Regions from separate parts of the Homo sapiens genome. Here region 2 is linked to region 1. The links are chromatin contacts, found by Hi-C or POLR2A ChIA-PET in ENCODE. All regions are on one chromosome and are shown on one strand. The core of a region is the stretch at or near the end of the contact, and the rest is flanking DNA. Distances in the headings are between cores, read along the strand shown. Region 1 holds the start of TPRG1-AS1 (TPRG1 antisense RNA 1). Region 2 overlaps LPP (LIM domain containing preferred translocation partner in lipoma).

Region 1 (6,045 bases), core at 1,940-4,439:
AGACTAAAACCAGAAGATGGGTAATTAAGATAACTAAGAGATAGAGAGTCACAGGAAGGGTTTTATTTCAGCTCAAGGTTTCATTTTTTTTCTTTCTTTTCTCCCCAGTTCTTTCTGATTTCATTTTCTAAAACTGCAGCACATATATTTGAGGGATCATTAAAGAAGTCCTGCATTCCTGCTCAGTGAATTTTAAACTCTTCTACACCACCCTGGGCTACCTGTTTACTGAAGTTAAAGGTAGGAACAACCTTCTTGGAGAAACCTTTGTCCACGTTTGGATCACTGTGGTGGTCCTCTTGGCCTTGGGGTCAAAGAAGCATTCACTTGCTCATCAAGTCTTTATCGAGCTCCTACTATGGATGTCACTGTGGTAAGCCCTGGGACAAGTAAGAAAGGAAAGGCTCCTGTTCCCATCTCTCATGGAGTTTATAGGCCAACGTAAAAGATGAAACACAAGTAAATACACAAATACAACATCTAGGAGGTGCTACAAAGGAGCTATGAAGCTACCCTAGCTTCTGCTGCCTCATAACTGGCCCCAGAGCAAAATTTCTCCACTCATTATCATCCTGAGACTGTAGCACATCTGCCCTCCATGTCATCAGAGAGACTCACCTGGCCCTGCTGAGCTTGCCCTGGCTCCCTGGGACACCTGGTCTCCTTGCTTAGCTCCCAGTGTGCTTTCTCATTCTGCCCCTGCTCATTCTCCGCCGGCACTATGTTCTCTGAATGCTGGCAAGCTTGCTGTTCTCTAAATCCTCCCTTTCTTTTCCTGCTTTTGGGTCTTTGCTCTTGCTGATCCCTTTATCAGGAACTTCCCTCACCTCTACCTCCACTTGTCCAAATGCTACCAATTCTTCCAGGATCTGTTCATGCTCCTTTACCCTCACTGCAGCCATCCTGAACCCTTCTCCCCACCTTGGGGAGTATCTGCTTGTTCTTCCCTGGTGCTCATGGCATTTGGTTTATTGTGCTAATCAGAGCGCTCATCATCCACTGACTGGTATTACACAGTTACTTGTGTATCTGTCCTAGGCCCTTACCTACTTATCTCCAACCTAAAGGCATGTCTATTATTTCTGCATCTCAAATAGAAGCAGACACAGTTAATGCAAAACCATATTATTGAATAAGTGCTCAGTAATGATGACTATTATGCACTTGAGACTGGAGACCTAGGACAGAGACAGGAGCATATCTGGATTTAAATCCCAGTTCTACTGTATGTTAGCTGTGTAACCCTGGGCAACTTTATTTATTAATAATAAAGTATGTGAGCAATCTTATATCACTGTACAGAGTGCTCATATATGTTATCCAGCTTAATTCCTAGAACAACCCTGTGTGAGAAGAACTACTGAGTGCTGACACTAGTCATAGTGCTAGACTCATAGCTGAATTCAGATTCCAAATTAAGTAGCCTGATTGTAGATACAACCATTCACATGCGAACATTTTGCTTTTTTCCTGGCTCAGCACTGCCAGTACTGCTTCTTTGAGGTACAATTATGCCCATTTTACAGATGAGAAAACTGAGACTTAGAAAGCTTAAATAATTTGTCAGTATTGTAAAACTACCTATCTTTGTTATCAGAGAAACATGACTGTGACCAACCTAGGTATATACAATTTTCCACAGCCATGTGAAAGTTTTATGACTCTTTAACATTTCTGGTTGTCTGCTATGCTCGGTGCATTGGGCTGGCTGGACCTTGTATATGTTGGGAAGAAGGAGGACTTACAAAGACTAAGATACAGTCTTTGCTTCCAAGAGGTAAATAAAAAACAACTAAAATATTCTATCATCCACACCTATTCCCTCTCCCTTCTTTTTTCAGCATGTTACTGGATGCTGCCTCTTTATCCATCTGCCCTGGTGGAGATCTTGAGGTTACAGGAATAGCCAAGAGAGACACAGGCAGAGTTAAGTCCAAAGCAGTCAGCAAAGGTGGGGAGACATAGATGGGTCCAGGTGGTAAGTAGGATTGGCCTTGTTATTGGAAGCTGAATGTAGTTACTGGACTTGGAGATTTCGGTTTCTAGAGAAGACAGCAGCTCTCCATGCCCAGTTTAATACTGTGGATTAGCGTGGGAGTGGCCCCAGACCCACAGGCAGAAAAGGCCAATGGTCAGAGTGGAGATCCTCAGGACACTCCAGGTGTCTGAGGGAACGTAGGTTTATCCCTCTTTATTACTAAGTGGATTGCTGCTCCCCCTTGCAGGCCAAAGCATGAATACTGGACATAGCCCACATCGAGGGTAGAGAACTTGGTTTTGGCTCTCAAGTCGACCACTCATCAGCAGATGACTGTGAGCAAGTCACTTCCTCCCTCCAAGACTCCATTTCTACAGGGATTCCATAAAATGGGCATAAGAATTTTCACTGTGCTCGTATGGACTGGATTAGGCCATCATGTGCATTAACACACTTGGCTGTGAGCACTAGGTGCAGCCAAGATGCTGATGGGAAAGAAAAGTCTAGGTTTTGCCCCCTGCGTCGTTCCTCGTGACAGGATTATGCTGAGGGAGGGCACATTAGATTGACTCACACATACTGAAATGGTCATAGTTATTGAGGTTACCCAGTTTCCAGGCCTGAACTAGTAAACCCAGCAATGAGAATCAGCCAGCATTAGCAAGTTTTCCGTGTGGGAGTGGGGTGGGGGTGGGGACTGGAGGGAGCAGGCGCTGAACCAGGAAAGGAGGAGGATGCTCATCATTGGCTAAAGATCCATGCCTGGAAATTAACGGCGTTAAAGTGAGACTTGCTTCAGGTTCCAACCCGGTAAGGCAAATGGAGAGGCTGTCAGGAGACCAGAAGTTTACCTCAGCTATTGCACCGACGCACCACGTGCTCTGGTGCACATCCACCGCCTCTTCCTGCCTCAGTTTCTCCTTTTGTAAAACAACAGCTTGTAAAGGCCTGGGGATCTTCTCATCCACGGGAGTTTTCTAAGGATGCAGGCGAAAGAGGTAGGAAAAGTACTCTGTCTCTGTCCTGGGTGTTCGGGATCAAGGCCTTTTGAACCAATTCCGGAATCCGCCACCGGGCGGTGGTAGGAGAGAGCCAGAGGATTCGTCAGTAAGTGTGCGTGCGTGACAGAGGGCTTTTAAATAGATCGCTTTGTATCTAGCACGGTAGCACCTGCTTCTAAGCTTCCAACGGCAGCTCGAGCAACGCGATCATTCAGAAGCGGCCGCTTTCCATTCACGTCTATAATTAGCGCGCAGGCTGCAGCTCAGGCTCGAGCTGCAAAGCGGGGCGGCGGCCTTGTGGGCGGGGCCACCACCTCCTAGCCCCGCCCCCTTCGAATTCCACCTTCCCAGCCCTTCCCAGCCAGGAGCCTCCTGCAGCCTCCTCCCCACCCCCACTGTCTGTCCTCGCCCTGGTTCTGGGCTTCGCTCTCGGCGCTCCAGGATTCCTGGACGACAGGGCCCAATCGTACCCTCACTCTGGGATCACTCTTGTGCAGTAAATAAGCACCTTGAAAGATGCATTCCAGGAGGGCAGCTATATTTAGAGTGGCATCCTCCTCTCCTCCCCGCACGCTCCTGCGTCCCGCCCTCTCCCCTCCCCGCCCCGCTCCCCGATGCCCCTCCCAGCCACCTCTCCCTCTTTGTCGCATTACATAGTAATCTGAGATGCACTGGATGTGCTCCAGGGAACAGAATGTACTTGGCAGAGACGCGGGGCTTGATGTCTGCAAAATGTCGGAAACGCAGCCAAGAGCTGCTAACTGGGTCATTAACCTCCAAAAGCAAAGCGAGGACTGTAAGGCCCGCTCTGCCTCCCTTCATCTCGCCAATAAAAGTGCCTCAGTGTGAGGGGGAAGAAAAAGCCCAAGGTTGACTGCTTTGATTTCTAGGCACCAAAGGCAGGCCCGTCCTCTCGTCCTGGCCCAGGCCCCAGCCCCTCCGGGCCAGCCCCTGCGCCACATCAGAGTTTACAAGTGACCTTTGAAAGGCTCAGCAACCCCGCAGGGCCATGCTTGCGCCTCAGCAAAGAAGTTACCCAGCAGCCGTTCCCTACCGCACAGCCTTGGACACATTTTCTTGGGTCCAGGAGGAGTTAAGGGAGTGGGGGTGAGTAGGGGTGAAAGGAGAAGGTTCCAGGTCCTTCACCTACAGTGAAGGGCTCTGCTGTCTCTCCCCTCCTCTGCTTCTCTCCCTCTTTTTCCTCCCCCTCCTCTTTCTTCTTTCTTGTCTTCCTCCTCTCCCTCTTCCACTTCTTTCTGAGAGCAGGCTTTGAGGTAGGTTCATGAATACATGGCCTGGGTCCAGGGGATTTGCATTCAAGCCGCTTGCAGCTCTGTTACTTGCTATGTGACCTTGGGTGAGTCACTCATTTCTCTGCTTTTAAATTCCCTTCTTCTCCATTGTTCACCACAATAACACCTTCCTGACATACATCACAAAACAGTGAGGCCAAATGAGAAAGTCTTTCCCTGACCGCCTTGTCTTTCACCCCTCTGAAAGCCCTGAGGTCCAAAGTGCCTCTGGCCTTGTGTGTACTCCTGGAAAATAGGAATACAAGTGGTCTCACCAGAAAGATTCAAACGTTTGAATGTTTTCAAGGGGATAGCCCCTAAAATCCACCCTCTTCAAGTTTTCTAGCCCTGTGAGGTTGCCAAACAGACACTTCCCCCTAATGCTCCAACCCACTTCTCCAGTGGCTAGAGAGAGAAAGTGACCGGTACAGAAACCAGAAGAGGTTGTGCAGTTCCTCAAATGAGACTCCCTTCCTTGTTGGAGGGAAGACAGTCAGCCTGGTAAGACTAGCAGCAGCCCACGAGATGTGGGTCTGAGCAGTCTCAACAAAAGTCCAGGATGAGGAGAATGGAGATTTGTGCAGCCATGCTGATAAGAGGAGGAAAGCTCGCTCCTGGTGCTCTCTAGGAAATTAGAACCAAGCCCAGCCTGGCATCAGCACCCTTCCTGCCTCATCTCTCGTTGGTCTTACCACTCCTTCCATGGCAGCCACATCAGATGGGTTCTGGCTGGTCGCGGTGCTCCATGGACGCCTCCTGCTTTCCTGCCACTTGGGCCTTGGCTGAGATGTCTTAAAAAATTTTTTAAACTCATCAGAATTTGATGGCCTCTATTTGGCCTATCTCTGCCACACATTCAAATCTTTCACATCCCTCAAAACCCAGCTTCAATGCCATCTCCTCTATTTAGATGTCACTTCTTTCTCTTTCAGTCTCAGTACACCCAGCCAGCCTTGGGTTATGCCATTTTTGTGCTTGCTAGATCCCTCTTATGCCATAGAGATTTCTCTGTGGATACAAACTCTGCTGTTGATCTCAATACTGATGGCTAAGGTATATCATAATACATCATAAATACATCCTGGTTTGCCATCTCAGTTTATGACTTTGTCTTGGTATAATATAAAATGTACCTTATGGCTAAGGTACATCATAAGGTACATCATAATACATCCTGATTTGCCATCTCAGTTTATGACTCTGTCTTGGTATAATTAGTTATTAATAGGTCCCTCCTTCACCTTGAAGTTTTTGGGTTTGGATGATAAATTATACAGTCACCTTACTGAGGGTCTCTATCCAAGTACATGGTACATTAGCAGGGGCTCAGTAAATGTGGCAAAGTACCTTAAAGGGCATTTAAAGGATCTTTTATACCCAGGTCACTGGGGCTCTCAGCCCTACCCTTTTCACTCCTTTTCTGGAGGCAGGCTACCATTTGTTCCTCTTCTCTCAAGGACTGCAGAATGACCTATGACCACTTTCTTTTTGACAAGCCTTTCCAGGATTTCAAAATGCTCTGACCCAACAAGAGAAATCACTTACCACAATCCTACCCCTTCTTCTCAGCCCCTAAACAGTAGAACAGCCACTGGATATTGGAAATAGGTATCAGACACTAGAGAAGGTCAGAACACAGCTGGTGCGATATATCATTTCCAGCCTCAACTGGACTTTTGGCCTTGCCCAATTTCTTTTTTTGTTTGTTTGTTTGTTTGTTTTTGTTTTTGAGATAGAGTCTTGCTCTGTCACCCAGGCTGGAGTGCAGTGGCAT
Region 2 (5,753 bases), core at 317-2,816, 93 kb before region 1:
AGAAAAAAAAAATTGGTGAGCACAGTGTCGGGCACCTGTAATCCCGGCTACTCAGGAGGCTGAGGCAGGAGAATCGCTTGAACCCGGGAAGTGGAGGTTGCAGTGAGCCGAGATTGTGCCAGTGCACTACAGACTGGGCAAAAAGAGGGAGACTCTGTCTCAAAAAAAAAAAAGGTTAGCATTAGAAGTCAGGCAGCATCACTGCTATGACATTCTCTTGGCCAGGCAGTTGCATAGGTTCTCCCAAGACCTCACCTCTTAGTGGTGGACTGTTAGTATCACATTGTGAGATGGGATGTGTTTTGGTGTAGTCATCTTTGAAAATTACAACTTGCCATAGCATATGAACAGATAACACTATACTTGGGTTCTCTGCTATGGTGCTGTGAAAGAACAGAAGAGGAGAGTGATTAACAGAAGAGGTAACATTCACATATCATGGGCCATATAATTTGATGTATGTAACTTGTTAAGGAAATACGTTCAAGGCAGGGGCAACAGCAGGTGGAAAGGCATGAAAGAACAATGAGCACAAAGTGTTTAAAAGCTTGGGTTGACAGGAACAAAGACTGAGTTGTAGGAGAGGTGACAGGCTAGGGGCCTAGACAGGGGAGGTAGGACAGCATCCTGAAGGGCCTTGAACATCAAGTTAAAACGTTTGGCTTTGGGGAGCAGTCACTGTCTTTAGAGCACAGGCATATAAACTGATCGTCTTTGGTAATCTCTTCCATCTACAATCTTTCTTTCCTTTGATAGTAAACATATCATCTCTGTTAAAGTTGCTTCCTAGCTTAAACTGAACACAGACTCCAAACCATTGAAGCACTTTAGATTTTTTTCTTTTTTTTTTTTCCTTTTCTTTTACTCACCACAAACAACTCTAGAATGGCATGCATTTGAACAAACCAAAAGTGATTTCACTCTTCTAATTTTCAGTGCTTTTTGGCTAAATGCAGAGTGAGAAATTCATACCTTTTTCAAGCAGTGTGGGTTCTTTTTCCCAATTTCTGTCATCCATCTGGTTCTCTGGAGGTCTTGGAATCCAGGAAAGTGTTAGTTCACTGTGCTGAAATCCAAAAAAGACTGCTAAACTGTGAAAGAAAATTTGCATTCCAGAGACACTGAAAGAGTTAGTCCACCACCCTTTTGCAACAGCAAGGAGAAAACATCTGTATTTCCTGCCTCTTTGTCTTTAAGCAGTTATAGAATGGAAAACCCTATACTCCCTGGCTGTGCGTTTCATACCTAGTTAATCTAAATCACTTTTGGCAGGGTGGGGGAGGAATCAAAACATGGAATTATTTTATTTCTAGTGTCAGAAAATATTACAGCCAAGATACTGTTTAAGGGAAGCAAATTACTTCACCAGCTTCCTTTTGAGCTCCTCATGAGGTTTAATTCTCATGAATGGGTCCTAGAGCCGACATTTGACATACACATCAGCAGTGCCCTCTTCGGAAGGGAACCGCACAGTCACAGCCATGATGTTGGCATGTCTTTATGGCCTTCCTAAGTCATGTGCTGTCTTTTGTCTTCCATTGGCAGAAATACAATTAGAAGGCCTTGTTCTCAACAGAAGCCAAATGATTGCCAAATCTGTTCAACTGATCTCTAGAGAATTGAAGTTAGCTCATGGCCCTCTGGCTGTTCTCTTTGCCACTCCCAGGAGTTATAGGCTTAAAGTTATCCCTTTCTTTTGAAAGAGGATCAAGTTTGGTTCAAAGAAGCTTTTCTATCATCCCCAGGAGTACAAAGAGAGCCCTTCCATGACCCTAGTTGTTTGGCTCAGACCACTTATAGCTTACTGTAATTTAGGAAGTAATTGTAATTCATAAAGCCAGGTAGATAATAAACATCTTGGCAGGGTTGAGTTTCAGGCAGCTCTGAAGGGAACCAACATGTGAGTGGAATGGTATTGGGAACATTTCTAGTCTCTGCTTGCAGATCTTGATTCTAATGGATGACTCAAACTGGTTTAATTCTGATCTGAAATGTGCAGGCAGGCAGTCATTACTCTGTATACACATAGCTGAAAACATCATCACTTAAGCATGGGTTTTAGACATTCTCCTGGATGAGTTAGTTACCCATGGTAGACAAATACTGTAAGTAAAAAGAGCATTCTCCTAATTTCTATGTTGTGTGATTAACTTCAGATCATTTATATTCCTGGAGAAATATGTAGCACTATTTTTTCTTTAAAAGATATATTCTTGCTGAGGTAGAATAAAGAACAGAAAAGTTGTAAGAGGCCTTAGATTTTAGGTTATTTAATGTCATTTAATTTTGTATTCAACCAATACTTACTGATTGCCTGTTATGTCTTAAGCGCTGCCGCAGAGGCTGCAAATGCAGTAGTGTCTTGAACAAACTAGTGTAAGATGAACAATAAGCATGGCAGAAGCATAGTAGCAACTAAATTCATGAAGTGATATCATAGTGATAAGCACTATGAAGAAAGCAACAGGATAAAGAGACAGAGTCTGGCTCTGGAGAGGGGGCTGCTGAAATAGTGTGGTGATGCAGGCCATCTGAGGATAGTAATGAAATTTGGGGGATGTCTATGGGAGTAGATGCTGTTGGATGAATCTTTGGAGTACTCCCAAATGATTGTTCATTCATTTACTTACTAAAATATTTACTGAGCTCCTTCTCTGTGCCCCAGGCATTGTTCTGGAAACTGAGGGTGATGCTTTGAACAAGACAAAGAACCATGCCCTATTGAAGCTTTTGTTCAGCCCTCAAATCACTCCATTTCAAGGGACCAAAAGCCCTATTAACTTAATTCCCTTATTTTATAGCTGACGGAATTTAGGCCCAGGGAGGAAATGCTTTGTACAAAACTCACTGCTGGTGGCTGACGTTGGCAAGACTGGAATACAGCCCTTGACTTCTGCTTTATTTCTCCTTGCCACTGAGCCATACAGAGTCTCTGTAACCATCTATGTCAGCAATTCTAGTTTAGTGCTGGGGTTGGTTAGCACTGTGACCCAAAGATAAGTCTTTTTCTCTATCAAGGCCTCATGTCTACTCTTAATAAAGGTAACAAAATTGAGGGTTGTTAAGATGGGGCTTCACAGGCGTGGGTACCAGGGGCTTTGTTGGACCTTGATTACGGTTAAGTCAAGAAAATGGACCTTGCCAAGTATAACTGCCGCAAACTAGACAGAGAACTGTATGAGACTTCTTATTGGCTCATAGACTTCTCTGTACACACTCTAAATGCATGGTATGTAACTACTCCATCACTTGATAGGCATTCCAGGTATGTAAACTAAATAAGATACATGGCAAGAAAAATTACCTGCTGAAGACAAAACAACAAAAACAAAATAATCTGTATTTTTCCAAACTCAATATTCAATATTCAAGGGAGTATGGGTACTTGTGTATATATTTTATACTTGTCTACTTCTCTCCAGTAATAAGAATGATAGAAGTTGGCTCAGTTGATTAGTCAGAGGCTGTTGAACCAAGATGTAGGGTCGATCCTTCTGTGTAACAGTAATTCTCTCCAGCGAAAAGAGCTTTATAACAATATCTTTATATCTATTTACATTCTTAAACAGTGCTTCTCCCATTTCTTATAATATTTAATTCTCATTGTTAAGAGATTGTTAAGGCAGAATACTTAGTATCCCATTCTATAGATGAGAAAATTGACACCCATGTAGCTTATGGAATTTTGTTCAAGGTGCTGTGAATTCCAGCTACTCTGGAAATTCACTGCCTCAATGAAACTGGTCTAAATGTTGGTTAATAGCCTCTATTTATAGGTTGCTGATAGTAGGAATTATGAAAGCTGGACCTAAGGCTTCCTAATGTGAGGCTTTGGATAGGATTATCTGCTCTGAGCTCTTAGCCAGAAGGCCCCCATATTTATCAGTGTGCAACAATCTTGTTTTGACAGCGACAAAACCCAAGTAGTGTCACATACTCAGCTTAACAATTTTTCATTGGCTATGTAAGTAATTATGTTAATTTTATCATATTCTTATTGTTAAGTGGGACAGAACACCAGGGAGATGTGTTGGTATTCAAAAAGGGACCTAGTGTGGGGTTGGGAGAAGAGCACTGCATAGAAACCATGCCATCTGCGTCCTGGACTTTTTCACAAAATAGTATATCACATTGGGCAAATATACCACAATAGGCAAATCAGCTTCACAAAATGCAGTGTCCTAGTATGTGAGGTGAGACAGTTGGACAAGATGATTCGGGGAATTTTTCAAGCTCAACCAAACTATGTATTTATGAGAGGCTATGGGAAATCTGCATGCTAAAGATTATTAACTGCATTCTGAATAATTGCCTTTATACAGAATAACGGAGAAAGATATCTGAGAAACTTGTTAATTGGAGGACAGTGTGAAGTAGAAGAATGAGCCTTTCTCTTTGTACTTTAGAAAACACAGGTTCAAATCCTGGCTGCATTTATAGCTGTGTGTCATGTAATGCGGAAAAGAATTCTACCATTCTACCTCCTATACCAGATTGCTCTGGAGATTAGACGGGCTCCTGTTTGTGTACATTTAGTAAACTTTAAGGATTGTACCAAATCAAAGTATCAGTTATTATTTTTGGTGTATAAAGGAATATAAATTACTTTTATGAAGAATTAAGAAATGTATGGATTTGGGGTATAATAAGGTTTACACAGAAGAAGAGCTTTTTCACAAAATTCCCAGGAAAGCAGGGGGAAACTCACTTAGAAATCTAGAAGCCCATTTTATATTATGACATTATCCAATTATCCCAGAGTATCATATACACAATTCCTTAGATAATCCATTTGTTGAAAGGACAGATATAAAATATAGGAGAATTAATGGTGAAGGGAAAAAATAGAAATACGGTGCTTCAGTGTGGTAGTTACATTAAATGATCAAAGGATGACAAGTTAATTGAATAAATGTCTTAGCCCCTTGAAATTTGTATAGGGAATTTATAAAACTAACATTTATTATATAGTCAGGACTGGGTTCTCGCTTTGATAATATGTGAACTCATTTAAACCTCACAACACTGCAATGTAGACATTTCAGTCTACAAAAACCAAAGGCCAGAAAGGTCAAGAAAATTGCCTAGCTTTTCGAACCCAGATCACCTTTTTCCTACTGTTTCACTAATTCTCTTACTATAATATGGCAGACCTTCTTTGATGTCTGAGTTAATAAATCTTCACATGACTTATGTTGTAAAGGCAAAATCTATCATTTGACTTGTCTCGGAAGGAAAGGAACTCAATTCTTTTCTTTCTCTCTCACCATAGTCTTAGTCTTCTCTGATATGTTCATTATGCCCATGGCATGAGGGTCTGACCCACAGTCCTCAGCTCTTAGGCCCCTTCCCCCTGCCCCACATTTTTCAAGGATCAGAACACATTCAAAAGAAGTGTTTTGGAAGACCTAGCATGTCACATGGGTTATGCATTTTAAAGTAAAATATTACCTCTCCGGGCATTAAGGTATAAATAAACTAAATGTTCTATAATTGAGATTTTCTTTTCCGATTTAGTAAAGCTCAGATCACAATCCTAACCCTAGTGCTTAAGAATAAAAAACAGGGCGTAATTTACTTTGTGAAGAATGTGATTTTTAGCTCATGGCAAAATTGAATAGAACGGCCTAATTGCTGTGATCTTTTTGTTCTTTCTGTTGGCTTTTTCCTTATGGTTTTAGGGCATATTTCTCAATTTTAAAGCCAGTTTATGTAGTCCAAATACAAACAGAAAATTTTATAAGAAAATTGTT

The links. A loop is a pair of places that touch in the nucleus more often than their neighbours do. ChIA-PET counts read pairs that join two places held with the same protein, here RNA polymerase II (POLR2A). Pooled maps may share reads with other maps.
Region 2: a map of gastrocnemius medialis shows a loop between it and region 1 (6-fold over the local background). The contact joins the enhancer-like site here to the promoter of TPRG1-AS1 in region 1. A Hi-C loop is called at or near these places in 10 of 168 maps with a recorded cell type or tissue (CD14-positive monocyte, astrocyte of the cerebellum, dorsolateral prefrontal cortex and 5 more) and 7 of 50 pooled maps. POLR2A ChIA-PET finds 5 or more read pairs at or near these places in 6 of 52 experiments (AG04449, B cell, BJ and 3 more).

What each region holds. Positions count from the first base shown.
Region 1 is chr3:188,944,450-188,950,494 of GRCh38, forward strand. It overlaps TPRG1-AS1 (TPRG1 antisense RNA 1), which reads right to left and starts at 3,190. Exons shown (of 2, transcript NR_046873.1): 1 at 2,830-3,190.
Region 2 is chr3:188,852,990-188,858,742 of GRCh38, forward strand. The region is part of intron 9 of LPP (LIM domain containing preferred translocation partner in lipoma); the gene reads left to right. Among named protein-coding and RNA genes, the nearest start is that of TPRG1-AS1, 92 kb to the right of the region's middle. Within about 2 kb of position 1,567, at least 6 of the 41 ENCODE cell types and tissues checked have a DNase peak (open chromatin) inside an H3K27ac peak, as active enhancers do; they include dorsolateral prefrontal cortex, gastrocnemius medialis and mammary epithelial cell, where a contact is called at or near this core.